Regions from separate parts of the Homo sapiens genome. Here region 2 is linked to region 1. The links are chromatin contacts, found by Hi-C in ENCODE. All regions are on one chromosome and are shown on one strand. Each heading gives the region's core, a stretch centred on a gene start or an enhancer-like site at or near the end of the contact. The rest is flanking DNA. Distances are from core to core; before and after follow the strand shown. Region 1 overlaps PRRX1 (paired related homeobox 1). Region 2 holds the start of FMO3 (flavin containing dimethylaniline monoxygenase 3).

Evidence for each region. A loop is a pair of places that touch in the nucleus more often than their neighbours do.
Region 2: a map with no recorded cell type shows a loop between it and region 1 (2.7-fold over the local background). The contact joins the promoter of FMO3 here to the enhancer-like site in region 1. A Hi-C loop is called at or near these places in 1 of 37 single-sample maps with no recorded cell type.

What each region holds. Positions count from the first base shown.
Region 1 is chr1:170,728,154-170,735,079 of GRCh38, forward strand. All of the region lies in intron 3 of PRRX1 (paired related homeobox 1), which reads left to right. Among named protein-coding and RNA genes, the nearest start is that of PRRX1, 67 kb to the left of the region's middle. Within about 2 kb of position 1,703, at least 4 of the 41 ENCODE cell types and tissues checked have a DNase peak (open chromatin) inside an H3K27ac peak, as active enhancers do.
Region 2 is chr1:171,087,271-171,094,364 of GRCh38, forward strand. It overlaps FMO3 (flavin containing dimethylaniline monoxygenase 3), which reads left to right and starts at 3,635. Exons shown (of 9, transcript NM_001002294.3): 1 at 3,635-3,711; 2 at 5,383-5,520. The coding sequence starts at 5,389.

The DNA of each region.
Region 1 (6,926 bases), core at 453-2,952:
CCTTACCAGTGAGAGGCGTCACACAGCACACACTGCATGAATGGGGATGAAATCATTCCTGAATTAATATAGGGTTATATTACTTGGACCTCAGCCATTTGAGCCTCAGTGTCTGCATCATATGTGTTTAGTATATGGACATCTAACTGAAATTATTAACGTGGCAATTTATGCGTGCCTTTTTTGGAAATATTCTATTTTAATGGAAAGAATTATGTAGAAATACTGGATACATTTTTAAAAACATCCATAATTCACCATCTTGACATAACTAGTATATTCATTTTTGTGATTAGAGTTCAATGTTTTATATAGATGTAGCTTTAGTGTATATATTATTTTGTATTCTGCTCTTTTCACTTAAAGTCATATGACCTAGTACATTTTACTCATTTCTTGGTATGCTTTTATATCATTTCTCTCTTAGAAATTGGATTTGTAAAAATTAATTTAGAAAATCATAAAATCTGTTCATATTCTGTATGAAGAATAAATTAATCTTCAGATATAAGCAGAAAAGTGATGTTAAAACAATAATTTAATCAATAATAATGTTTTTTGATCCAATGTTGACTGAAGTGTTTATATTTTGGTTGATTTCTAAAAGTAGCAAAAAGCTATTCTGTTATTTGGAGAATTTTCTGCTATGTTTAGAACCAAACTATGTTATGATTTCACACTTTGAAGCTTGATAGGAAATATTGTTAAGGAAATAAAAAAGAAAAACAAGTGATCCAAAGCAAAGGAAATGATAGACTTTTGTGTTATGAAAAATTAACTCACTGTTCTTGTTGGTACTATTATGTCAAGTTAGTTATCTCACATGTGACACTCATTAAAAGGCATTTCTCTTGGTTAATTCTTGGAACACTGTTGTGTGATAGCTCTGTCTTGCTGTGCTTCCAAAGAAGAGACTAAACACTTGCCCAAATTTAAGTCTTCAGCAAGGAGAATTAGAACTAATGCTTGTGTTCCCTGTTTTCATCCAACATGTTAAGCCACACGACTATATTTTCATTCAAATTAAACCTTGCATTGTATTGAAAGTAGTAAAAAAAGTATAAGATTGGAAAACTATCTAAAATCCCCTTTTTATGCAAGAGATATCTCAGATCAGTGAGGCATGCCTGCAGCTGAAGTCCACACTCTGTGGGGACCTCATCCCATTGGACTGATAGACGTGGCTTGGTCATACAAGCCAGAGACAGTGAGCGACAGTTTTGCCAGAAAGGATATTTTGCTGACTTCCACAGTTATCCCCTGAAAAAAGAAAGGAGAAAACCAAGGCATAAAAGCAGTTATTTGCATATGGTCAGAATTTTGGGTTGGAAAATAGCCAACATACTTTTTTCTGGGTGTCTTTTACATCCAGAGTCATGGATGTGTAATTTATTGTTCAAACTGGGACATTTTTTAGAGTGAAAGGGGAGCATTATTAATAATTATACTAGGACAACAGGTATAAGCCAGGATTGTCCCTAGCAAACTGGGACATATAGTCTGCTCTAATTATAGCTTGTCATGACCTCACTCATTCCCTTGAGCATGTTAGAGGTGATGACATTAGGCAGGCAACTGAGTCACCAGAGGGACAAAGCATTCCCTATCACGGACACTGTTGTCCTGGCAGGTGCCTTCTTTACATCCGTGGCCAGTTAAAGGAAGCTTGTTTTTGGCACACACACCCATTGCTTAACTCAGAACTATTTTTCTTAGGCAACTTGTAAGAGTGAAAGCACACACAAGCACCAGAATTATTCAGACTCACTAATCTTGCAGTGCTTTGCTTCGTGCTTCGTGGGTAGCAGTGATCAACCAAGTCCTGAACTTTTGACTGTTATTTGAGATGAAGTAGCCAAGAAACATTTTCTCAGAGACATCCTTTCCTAGGTGAAGTGGATAGTGAATGGCCTGGTTTTGCATTATTTACCTGAAGTGCCATTTCCAGAGGGAGGGCTGGGCTTAAAAGAAAGCTAGTGATGAGTGAAAGAGAGGTCAGCTATCCTTGTCCACAGCTTCCCTCCCCATCCTTCTCCTCCCCTCATTTGATCGTGGTCATGGTGCTGCCTGACATCTGCTGAACGCATTTGGCTTATTTCTCCCTTTCACACTTTCAAAAATAGATCCTCGTCCCTCCCAAGATGTTGTTTACACGAGGGGCTTCATAACGGATTCTAACGGAAGACACTGAAAAGGTAACTTGTCAGAGGGGGAAGAGGGTGGCTGCTTGGGGTAGGGTTTAAGTGGGAATTCAGAGTGTTTAAGAAAGTGGGGGTTGCAGTTCTAGAAATTTCAGCAGTGAAGTCCTCAAGTGAGGAATATTATTGGTAACCAGAGCTGCAAGAAAGCATGTCCACTAAATGAAGCATAGTGTGATACTAATCTAGAGCAGGGCTCTTCAGAGATTGCTGTGCACAGGAAACATCTGGGATCGCGTGACTGTGCAAACTCTGATTCACTAATTCCAGGTTGGAGCTTGGATTGTGTATCTCTAACTTGCTTCTAGGTGATGCTGATGCTGTTGACACTTGGTACACATTTTGAATAGCGAGACTTTGTAGGTTACAGGACGGGGTTCGGAAGAACTACGTTCTTGTCCTGGCTTCTGCTGCTCCTCAGGCCAGTCAGATCATTGCTCTCTTATGCAGCTTTGTATCTAACATGAAGCTAGCAATAATCTCCCTATTGCTTATTTCACAGGGGTGTTTGGAACCTATCGATAAGCAGTGTGCGCTTCAAAAAAAGTCTTGCAACAATAGAAAGATACAAGAGGCTTTATATATAAAAGTATTTCTAAAATGAAAAGTTAAACATAGCAGAAAGATCACTGAACATACAGTACAAACGGAAAGCTTACCAATGAAATGTGCAAGTGTGTTCACTTTAAGAGATAAATATACGTATTAGAAAATCAACTTCTGAATTTCAAAACAGAAGTTAGAAATAGAAGTTAGTTATTTAAATCACAAAAGATCCCTTTCCAAAGAATTTACCAGATCTCTTTTTAAAAGTAAATTTCCCTAGGAAAACTGGTATTACATTTTATCAGGTGAAGCAAGTATGCCTCCGTTGTTCTTGCACTGACAAAAGAACAAACCCGAGACTTTCTGCAACTTCTATGCATCACAGTCTTGAACACCGTAACCCCTACAGTCTTTGAAAAAATCCTGAGCTGGTGAAACCCAAGGATTTCAGGAAAACTCATAGACTTCTCGGCTGACAGATTTGTCTTTAGGGTGAAATTGTAAACATCTTGTCATCATTTGTTCAAAGGGCCAAATAGAAAACAAAGAGTTGAAAATAGAGTCAGGTATTATTTTTTTCCCAAGCTATCAATTGTTTTGTGATTTGTGGGACTTAACACTATAGGTGTTTAGAAAGCAGAGGGGCAGTTGTCCATACGTTTCCTGGCTTTAAAATCGTAGTACGAATAGTATTTTCCATACTTCCTCAATGTTTGACAATCATTTTAACACATTTTTTTTTCCTCACAACTTTCAGGGTAGGTTGAAATGATAAAAAATGATTTGTCCCAGTGAAAACAGTACTCCACCTCTGCTAGTGGTTAGCATTCTGCTCTCTATGGCTGTGTTGCATCTGTTAGGAATCTCCAAACAAGTAAATGGAAACATTTGAAGCTGATTTAAATGTGTCAGCTCTGTGTAAGTCTCAGGGCAGATTAGCTGAATCAACAGATGGGGTGCAAGCATTTATTATTAATCTCTAATTTCTCAATGCACTTTATTCAGTAATGTGGTTTCTTGGTCACTGACACAAAGAACTTAACTAAAACTAACTAAAAATGGGGCTTTAGCCAAAGCCTAAAAACTCAGTCCCAGAACTTATGTCTGTACCCCACTTCCAAGAATAAGTGGGTTTTACTTAGAAGGCAAGACCAACAGGCAGGATCTCTGGTTGTTGTTAAGCAGGCTTCTGGTTGTTGTCATGTGCTTAATCTGTACAAATCACTTAGCTTCAATCTCACCATTTTACCCGAGCAAGCTTAATCCTGTATAGGAAGGACTGGTCATTTTACATGTTCCGAATGGCCCTATAAATTGGTTGAAAACAGTTAATTACCCTCTTTGGACTTTTAAGAAAACATTTCAGGGTTCTCTTTCTTTTCCTAAAGCAGAACGTCAGAAGTCTCCGTGACATGGAAAGCAGATGGTCACAAACAATTTCATATTGGCAGCCACTCAAGGCTCTCTTGCATCTGTTGACACTTTAGGAGGCAGGTCCTCTGCATCTTACTTCTAATGCCATTTTTGAAGAATGACTAAGATACTCTTAGAGTACTCACTCACTAATTCTGTCTTTTCTGACTTGTAATACAAGTTTTGCTTTTCACTGGTATATCCAAGGACTGCTCACTGCTTGCCTGTATGGCACCCTTAGCTCAAATTGAGAAGCTAGATCCATGTCAAACTACTGGAAAACAGACTTGCAATTATTTAGTATGTGTACAAAATATTATTGGAATCCCTATTTGTAGGATTACATATTCTAAACATTTGTTAAGAGGCTGTGAAATAAGATGGCTTTGGTTCTTTTATCCTACTTCTTGCGGCTATAGGATGCTGAAACAAGTTAAATCAATTTTGAAAGTTTATACATTTCCTAAGCATTTATCAAGGGAAAATATTATCACCTATCAAGCTCCTAGGGAATTGCTAAATTCATTCATTAAAAACAACTACTTGTTAATCCACTAATTTGAGGGATACCTATAAGGCATTGTCACAGACTTGCCTCTGGTGGTGTTCTTATACAATGCCACCATATAATCAGACGAGGGCACTGTTCTTTACTGTGGAAAAGCAGGCTGCCGTTTATGTGAAAAATGTGCCAGTGAATATCCAATCTCCTGTGTAATAGATGATCTGAATTCCCATTAATTTGTTTTTGAGATAGAAAGTGCATTAACATTCATCTCATTTGGGATATTACAGTCTTGCCTACATTCAAGAGAGAAACTCAGTATTTCCAAGAAATGTGTTACCCTGCTAAGTCCTCAGACTAGAATATCAGGTGGTAAAGCTAGTTGACTCTGAAATCACTACAGCAAAAACGGTTATGCAATAGACAACTTGTAATCGTTATTATAGGAGACATTTCTGGGAAATAGCAATAGCATCTTCAGTAAACTAAAATAATCTCCCCAAGGTTCTAATCTCCCTTTTTGGCTAAAGAGATGGAATACAGCTTTGATTATCTAAGAAAGGGCACATTTCTGTTACATAAGACTTTGCTTGTCCAGAATCTCAAAAAACACATCATCTTTCAGAAAATTAGACCAAGTACTTAAAAGCACAATATTCTATGACAATCTACAATTTGGGATGAGAAAATTTTTCTTTATACTCTCTCATAAGTTTTAGCTTTCTGTTTTCAGAAGCCATTCAAATTTGTTCTCAATACTTAGCAAATAATACAGACAACTCCTAATTCCAGCTTCTCTTCTATGTGTTTACAATTTCACTAATTGTGCATCATCTTTAGGGCTTAATTCTCTCACAGAAACCTGATTAAGAAAGGTTGACTTGGTTGATTTTATAATAATCTATGACTTAGGTACATTTCCCAAATCCAATAGTCTTTTTTTCTCAGATACTTAGATCTTCGGATTCTTGGTATACCCTAGAAATTTTTTGAATATAGGTTTTGTGGGTTTACATACATTTATGGTAAGGTCTTGAATGGAACTGTGAACTAAATGATAATACATATATGGGCTTTGAAAATAAATGACATTTCTTGGTATATTCTAAAACAAACTTGTCCCACTTTAGTGTATCGTTCTGGTCATTTATCTCACTTCTAACTTAAACCTACCTTAACTGGGAACTCTTCTGCTTCTATCCCTTGGTAGGCAGTGGTTGAAGTGATAGTCTAAACTGTACTAATAACTTGTTCAGTTTTTATTGTGAAATATATTTTTTGATGGATCCAAGTATACACAGTCACCAGCTCCTGCTTTTGTCATGTCCTACTGACTTTGCCCTTTCTATTAAGATAGTAAAATTGGCAGTAAGGACCAGTTCCTATGAATAAAAGCATATTGGTAAGATTTTTTTTTTTTTTTTTTTAGAAATCATTGCTCACAGCAGAATGACAGAAACCAATGACATCGAGCAGGAATCAATTTAATCACACTATATATAGATATTTCTTAGTTATCTGTCTATTCATTGAACACATGGTACTAGATATGGTGTCATTTCTACCTGAGGAAACAGTTGTGAACAAGGCAGATGTGGTGTCTGATCTATGGAGCTTATAGTTGAAACAGTGATAGATACTAAACAAATTATTAACTAAACTTGAATCAAGTGCTAAAAGCAAAAGTTTAGTGTGTTATAAAAGAACGTAGCCTGGTCTAGAGGGTTGAGATCATCTATCATGAAATGATGAGTAAGAGTTAAGCAGGCAAAACTGAAATAGAAGAAGGTAGGATCCTTTTGAAACCTTTCTGAGTCTCCTGTGTCAGAACACATACATGTATGTGTGCACACACACACACACAGTCACCCATACACTTAACCAGGGCTATAAAGATTTTAAATTAAAGATGTATATTTCTGGAAAGACCTAGTGATCTGGGACTCATTATATTTCTTAACTTAATTTTCTTGAGTTAATTATTAGTAACTGAGCTGAAATAGGTTATTATGAGTTTTGACTCCGTGGTGTCCCAAATAAGTATCAATGATATATTCTATTTGTGGAGTAGCTTTACTTTTCTCTCTTTCTGATCTTGTCACTTGATCCCCAGAACCACAAAGTCTTATGTGGCTGACAAAATTCCATTGGAATGCAGGCAACAGAAGAGCACATGTCATTCCATTTATAAGTCTATCTCATTCCAGCCCTGAGTTGAAAGGGATTTTGCTAATCTTAGAAGCAACTAAAAACATTTTTATTGA
Region 2 (7,094 bases), core at 2,385-4,884, 360 kb after region 1:
CTTGCAGTGAGCCAAGATCCCGCCACTGCACTCCAGCCTGGGCGACAGAGTGAGACTCCGTCTCAAAAAAAAAAAAAAAAAAAGAAAGAAAAGAAAAATTGCCTAGCCCAAAATGTTATAGTGAGATCGTTCATAAATTTAATCCTTAAAGTTCTTTCAAGTTCTAAAATTACATGATTCTAAGTGGAAAGTACATTTTGAAAATTATTGTTTTACAATGCAGACATGAGTATCAGGCTAACATCAGCCAATAGGGTTTCTGTTTTCTTCCTCTTTTGCGTTCTTGCGTGTTCCTGGCTGGCCCATTACTTTCAGGTGCAATATGTGGGCTCTATGAATGAAATGGTCAGATTCTCTGGTGTGAAACTCAAACTACTGTCCCCATTCCTCATGCATCCAAAACTAGCCTGGAAAGTCTTTTTGGCCATTATACACCAACCCAGTTCCAGGTGATAGAATATGAGAAATGGAATGGAGCCTAAAAGGCTATCTTGTCCCCTCACCTCTACTGCCCCAAAATTACCAAAGCAACCAACACAAGGGTTCTTTCTCTAATGAGCGATGAAAGTGATCTTTCTTATTCCATAAGGCTCCTGCTCTGGAAGGCTCTGGTAATGGCGACCATTTTCCTGGTAACTTAGGGTTATTTGTAACTCCAGCAGCTGCCACAGAAGGCTCAGATGGGAACTCAAAGTTGTAAGATAAGCTCTTCATTTATTTTCCTTAATCAGGGCTGTCTTGGTTTTCCTGCCCCTGGGGCAATAGTGGCAATGTGAGGAACAGAGACCTTGCCCCTTTGTAAAGGAACAAGTGGAGTAACCACTCTGGACCTATCATTGGACCTGACTTTAACTCAGTGTTTCTCAACAGTGCAACCAAATGTCAAAAATCACAGACAAACATTGTTTGCACTTGCTTGTTAGTTCCAGGATTAAATAGACAGTCTTTTATTACCTAAGTTCTAAAATGTTTTGGTTTTATTTTTTCCCTATCATAATTTTTTAAATTTAGTTTTCCTATTTTATTTATTCTAAGCTCTTTCATCTACTCACATATGATGACCCCCAAAGGTAAAGCATACTAACCGCTTCTTATATATACATTCATATTTTTCTCCCTGATCAAAATCCATTACAGATCATATGAGTATGTCTATGTGTGTCTGTGTTCACATTTATACAGATTTTTAAAAATCAGCATTCATTTTTGAAATAAGGATCATATTATAAGCACTTTTTTGCATGTTGCTTTTTTCCTTTCTAGTACTTTAATGGGGTATTTCTCCAAGCTATCTGTTAGCTCTAATTTACAGAATAATTTATTCACTTCTCTAACAAAAAGCATTCATTCTATCTCATTTTTGATACTTTGAACAACACTGAAATAAACTTTTTTATACAATTTGTTAAAGCATGCTTATATTTGTATTTTTATAAGATATATTCCCAAAAGTAAAATCACCTGATCAAACAGCATATATCTTTTTTCTAAAGAAAAACTGAAGACACTTTATTTTTATCATTATTGAAGTTAACAATTGACAAGCCCATTAGAGAAAACATTTTACATAATTTTACATCACTGACTTAGAGCCCACACATACATGACAAAGATAGCTAAAAACATATGAAAAAATATATCTTTGGAAATAAACACAGCATTCCTCTGGCTATGAAACTAAAAAAGTTTGAGACACTTTTTAAACTTGTAGCAGAAGATGCAACAGACTGTCAGCTTCATTTAGCACTGCCTGCACTAATTGTTGTTCACTCGATTCTTTACGAGATATTAGCTTCAGAATATGGACCCTAAAGAATCCACATCTTTGGAATGTTCCATCATAGCTTTGATGATCAAGTCTGAGTCTCCAAAAGCCACTCTCATTTTATAGAAATCTTTCAACTGTTATGCATCATCAGACATGACAACAGGTGTCACAAGAGATATATGCCTTGCCTCCAGCAAATCAATTAGAAGAAAACAAAAATTTCTTTAAAATACAAAGAAAATATAGAGCAAGAGAACAGAATATAAGTCTTCCACTCATATCCTCCAACAGCAACAATAATCTAGCAACCATCCAGGGATGAAAGTTTCTTCTTAGCAGTTTTGTGATTTGGAGGGGACAACAGAGTAGAGAATGCCCACTGCCCCAACCAGAGCCTGGGCATTTGAGATTCTGAAGATTTAAAAAGGGGCTCTGCAGAAAGCTGTGGCAAGCAAAGGATAGGCTAGAGAGAGACAGGACTAATAAATGTGTCGACTTCAGATACATTCTTGTGAAGGACAGCAAAGAATAGGTGGCCTTTTCACCTCCTAGAGAGATAAAACATCGGAGGCCAAGGTAGAATTGGGTGTGTCCTGCCAATCTTTAAATGAATAAGGCTATAGGAGTAGTATTGCTTCCTGAAGTAGTCACAATCTTTTCTTTGCATTATTTTAATTCTATTTATGTAGCATTAAAAACTGAAAAGAAGTTCTATGTAAAATGAGAGCAGAGAAAATCATGTTGTCTGAATTGCAGCCCTAGAAAATTTCATGAACCTATGACTTGTTTTTAATTTTTATCTACAAGTCACATTTGCTCATTTTTAACTACATGCCACATTTTATATGTACCTATGTATACATGTATTTATGTGTACATACCCTTTAATCCTCTAATCCTTGTTAAAAAAAAAATAGCCAGACAGGAATTAATAGTGTAGTTATCCCTATTTTATTAATGAGTAAATCAACGATTGGAAAGGTTAAGTGATTTGCCCAAGGCCACAGAGCTATAGAAGTGATTTGGAATCTCTCATACTCACACTTCAGAGATGAAGATTACTGTCTTCAAAAGGCATGAAGGGTAATTCCTCAAAATTAGACATATACCAGTTTACACTAAGTATCACTTGCTTAATGAAGGAGTTAACTAGACAAAATGAGTGAGATGTTATAATTCTAAGTGACATCAAAATATAGTTGATAGGAAAACTTTTTTTGAAATTCTACTATATTTCATGACTGGGAGTTAGGTGCAGTTTATTTTGTCTAACTGCCAACATAATTTTACCTGGTACTAATTTTACCTGGTTCCTGGTACTAATAGATCAATTTGTGGAATTTTGATCTTTTCTGTGACCACACACTGTACTCAGAAACAAGTAAATATAAGCTTGAGAAATACAGGCCTTTGACCCCAAAATTCCAAGACAGGACATGAAAAGAGAGAGCAGAGAAAAGTCATCCTCCTTATTGGGCTATCTCAATTAAGTAGCTAAGTTTCTACAGTATTTGGAGGACTACTATGAGCTACCCACAAAAGAACTAGGAATAAGGAAAACAAGGTAAACTTTCAAATAACACATAATAAAATGGAGTACAGAACTGCAAAGTCACCTGGGAGAAACTACTTGACTCCCAGGCCAAGGGTCCAAGAGTATAACCAGCAGCTTGTGTTTACCATAATCAAAGGAAAAGTAGAAACTGGGTGGCCATGGGAGACTGGCCTACAGTCCCATCCATCACAGAGGGTTGGCGTGTGCTCACCCATTCAAGGACCAATAAATGAGTATCTCTTTAAGAGCAGCTCCTCCCATTTTTCAACAATCTTCCTAATATGTAGGCTCACTAGAACATTTTCTCTTTCAAACTGCCCAGACGGTTGGACAGGACGTAGACACACAGAAGAAAAGAAGACAAAGAACGGGTAGGAAAATTAAAAAGGTAGGAGGCTGAGGCGGGTGGATCACCTGAGGTCAGGAGCTTGAGACCAGCCTGACCAACATGGTGAAACCAAATCTCTACCAAAGATACAAAAATTAGCCAGGCGTAGTGGTGCATGCCTGTAATCCCAGCTACTTGGGAGGCTGAGGCAGGAGAATCACTTGAATCTGGGAGGCAGAGGTTGCAGTGAGCCGAGATCACACCATTGTACTCCAACCTGGATAAAAGCGAAACTCCGTCTCAAAAAAAAAAAGAAAAGAAAAAGAATAAAAGGTGATATAGTAAAGGGTTGAGGGTGGGATGGGTAAATGAAGAAGGAGCATGCTGTAGTTTTATACCAAATATGGCTAGAATGAGAATGATATAATTCAGGCAGTTTGTTTGTTTCTGGGAATCACGGATCATGATGTTTAATCATCCAAGTCTATTTCCCTGCATAGCTATGTGATTTTGTCTAAAAAGAAAAAAAAAAGTAGTGAAAGAAGTAGTGGTAGAGCCTAAAGACAGTGTCAGGAACAGAAAAAAGTTAGGAAACGTAATTTTCTTAGAGGGGAATGGACGCTGAAGGTAGTGGGAAAAAATTGTTTTTAGGTAAGAACATGACTTCTTTCCCCAACACCCCCCGGAGAGAAGGTCTCACTCTGTCACCTAGGCTACAGTGCAGTGCTGTAACCATAGCTCACTGCAGCCTCAAACTCCTGGGCTCAAGCGATACCCCAGCTCAACAGGACTATATAATCCCAGAGTAGCTGGGACTATAGGTATGCACCATTTACTTGTCTTTTTAATTGAGAAGGTGAAGTACATTATTGATGGGGAGAAGGGGTGACTACCTGGCACACTGAAATACAGACATCTTCAGACCTTGTTCCTCATTATCCGTATCTAAGTAAAAAGAAGATACAGATTGCGTGTGTGTGTGTGTGTGTGTATGACTGTGTGTGTGTATACATATACATATGTGTTTCTTCATTCCCATATACAGGCATATGTATGTGGGTGGGTGGGTGGATGTGTCTACAGGTGTTTTAGTTGCGAATCTTTATTTCTTCTGCTTACTCTTTTTGGTAGACAGTAAATGACAAAGTCCAAAAGCAAAAAAGATAAATATGTATGCTGGGTCATCAGTCTCTTAATTTTGGAGAGCTGATGACTAAAAACAAAGTGCTTATTTTTTTTTCAGAAGAAAACTTTCTCTTTAGAAATTAGAGAGAAATGAAAATGTAGTTAGATCACTAAAAGGAATTTGTTTTCTAGAGACAAGGTCTTACTCTGTCACCCAGGCTGGAGTGCAGTGGTACAATCACGGCTCACTGCAGCCTGGAACTCCTGAACTCAAGTGATCCTACCGCCTCAGCCTCCTGAGTAGCTGGGAGTACAGGCATGTGCCACCACACCCAGCTGATTTTGTTTGTTTTTTGTTTTGTTTTGTGGAGACAGGGTCTCACTCTGTTGTCCAGGCTGCTTTCAAACTCCTGGGCTCAAGTGATCCTCCCACCTCAGCCTCCCAAAGTGCTGGGATTACAGGCGTGAGCTACCATACTCAGCCAGTGTTTATTAAAAAGTAAAGTTTTTATTAAGCCAAAGAGCGAAATCAAAATAAATAGATAAATAAGTAAATACATTTTCAGCAATGTTGTTACTGGAAATGTTCTCTGGGCCTTTGCACAGGTTACCATGGGGAAGAAAGTGGCCATCATTGGAGCTGGTGTGAGTGGCTTGGCCTCCATCAGGAGCTGTCTGGAAGAGGGGCTGGAGCCCACCTGCTTTGAGAAGAGCAATGACATTGGGGGCCTGTGGAAATTTTCAGTGAGTAGCATGTTGTTGTAATAGACAGGAAAATAGGTTGGGAAGTGTATAAGAGCACACTGTGTGCACACAGGTTTCCAAACCTGCTACCATGGCAGTTATCATATCTGTTAGAATTGGAATCCACTAAGTACAGTGTCAAGAGCAGGTTGGAAAGTAACCTCCTTGCAAGTCAGAAGTAAATTAGACAATGGGCTTTGAAATTCTCCATTACAGTTCTCCCTTGATAGATCATTAATAAGAGCCACTTGGACATAAAATTAGTGGTAAATATTAGTTAGGTTTATGTAGTTATAATTATTTACTCATTTAAAACACAATAACTTTTCACATCTTTTTTTTTTTTTACAGATTTAGGGGGTACAAGTGCAGTTTTATTACATGGATATAATGTATAGCAGTTAAGTCTGGGCTTTTGTGTAGCCATGACCCAAATAATGTACATTGCACCCATTAAGTAATTTCTCATACCTCAACCGCCTCCCACTCTCCTACCCTTCCAAGTCTCCAATGTCTATTATTCCCACATTCTATGTCAATGTGTATACATTATGTAGCTCCCAATCGTAAGTGAGAGAATATGTGGTATTTCACTTTCTGTTTCTGAGTTATTTCACTTAAGATAATGGCCTCCAGTCCCATCCATGTTGCTGCAGAAGACATAATTTCATTCTGTATTCTCGCTGGGTAGTATTCCATGGTGTGTGCATATATACATACATATATATGTATATGCGTCTGTGTGTATATATACATATATGTATGTATATACCACATTTTCTTTATCCAATCATCCTTATTGGACAACAAGGTTGATTCCATTTCTTTGCTATTGTGAATGGTGCTGCGATAAACATATGGGTGCAGGAATTTTTTTTATATAATGACTTCTTTTCCTTTGGATAGATATCTACTAGGGGCATTGTTGGGTCAAATGGTAGTTCTATTTTTAATTCTTTGTGAAATCTCCATACTGTTTTCTATAGTTTATATTCCAACCAACAGTGTTTCCTTTTCTCCACATACTCACTAATATCTTTTTTTTTTTTTTTTTTTTTTTTTGAGTGGGAGTCTCACTCTGTCTCCCAGGCTGGAGGGCAGTGGCGCCATCTCAGTTCACTGCAGCCTCCACCTCCTGGGTTCAAACGATTCTCCTACCTCAGCCTCCCGAGTAGCTGGGGTTACAGGTGCCCACACCCAGCTAATTTTTGTATTTTTAGTAGAGACAGAGTTTCGCCATGTTGACAAAGCTGGTCTCAAACTCCTCAGCTCAGGTGATCTGCCGGCCTCGGACTCCCAAAGTGCTGGGATTACCAGCATGAGCCACTGCGCCTGGCCTTTTTGACTTTTTAATAATAGCCATTCTGACTGGTGTAAGATAGTATTTTATTGCGGTTTTAATTTGCATTTTCTCTGGTAATTCGTGATGTTAAGCATTTTCCCATATGTTTATTGGCCATTGGTATGTCTTTTTTTGAAAAATGCTTATTTATCTCCTTTTTCCCCTTTGTAATGGTGTTATCTGTGCTTCTTTAAAATTGAGTTGCTTGAGTTCCTTATAAATTCTGATATTT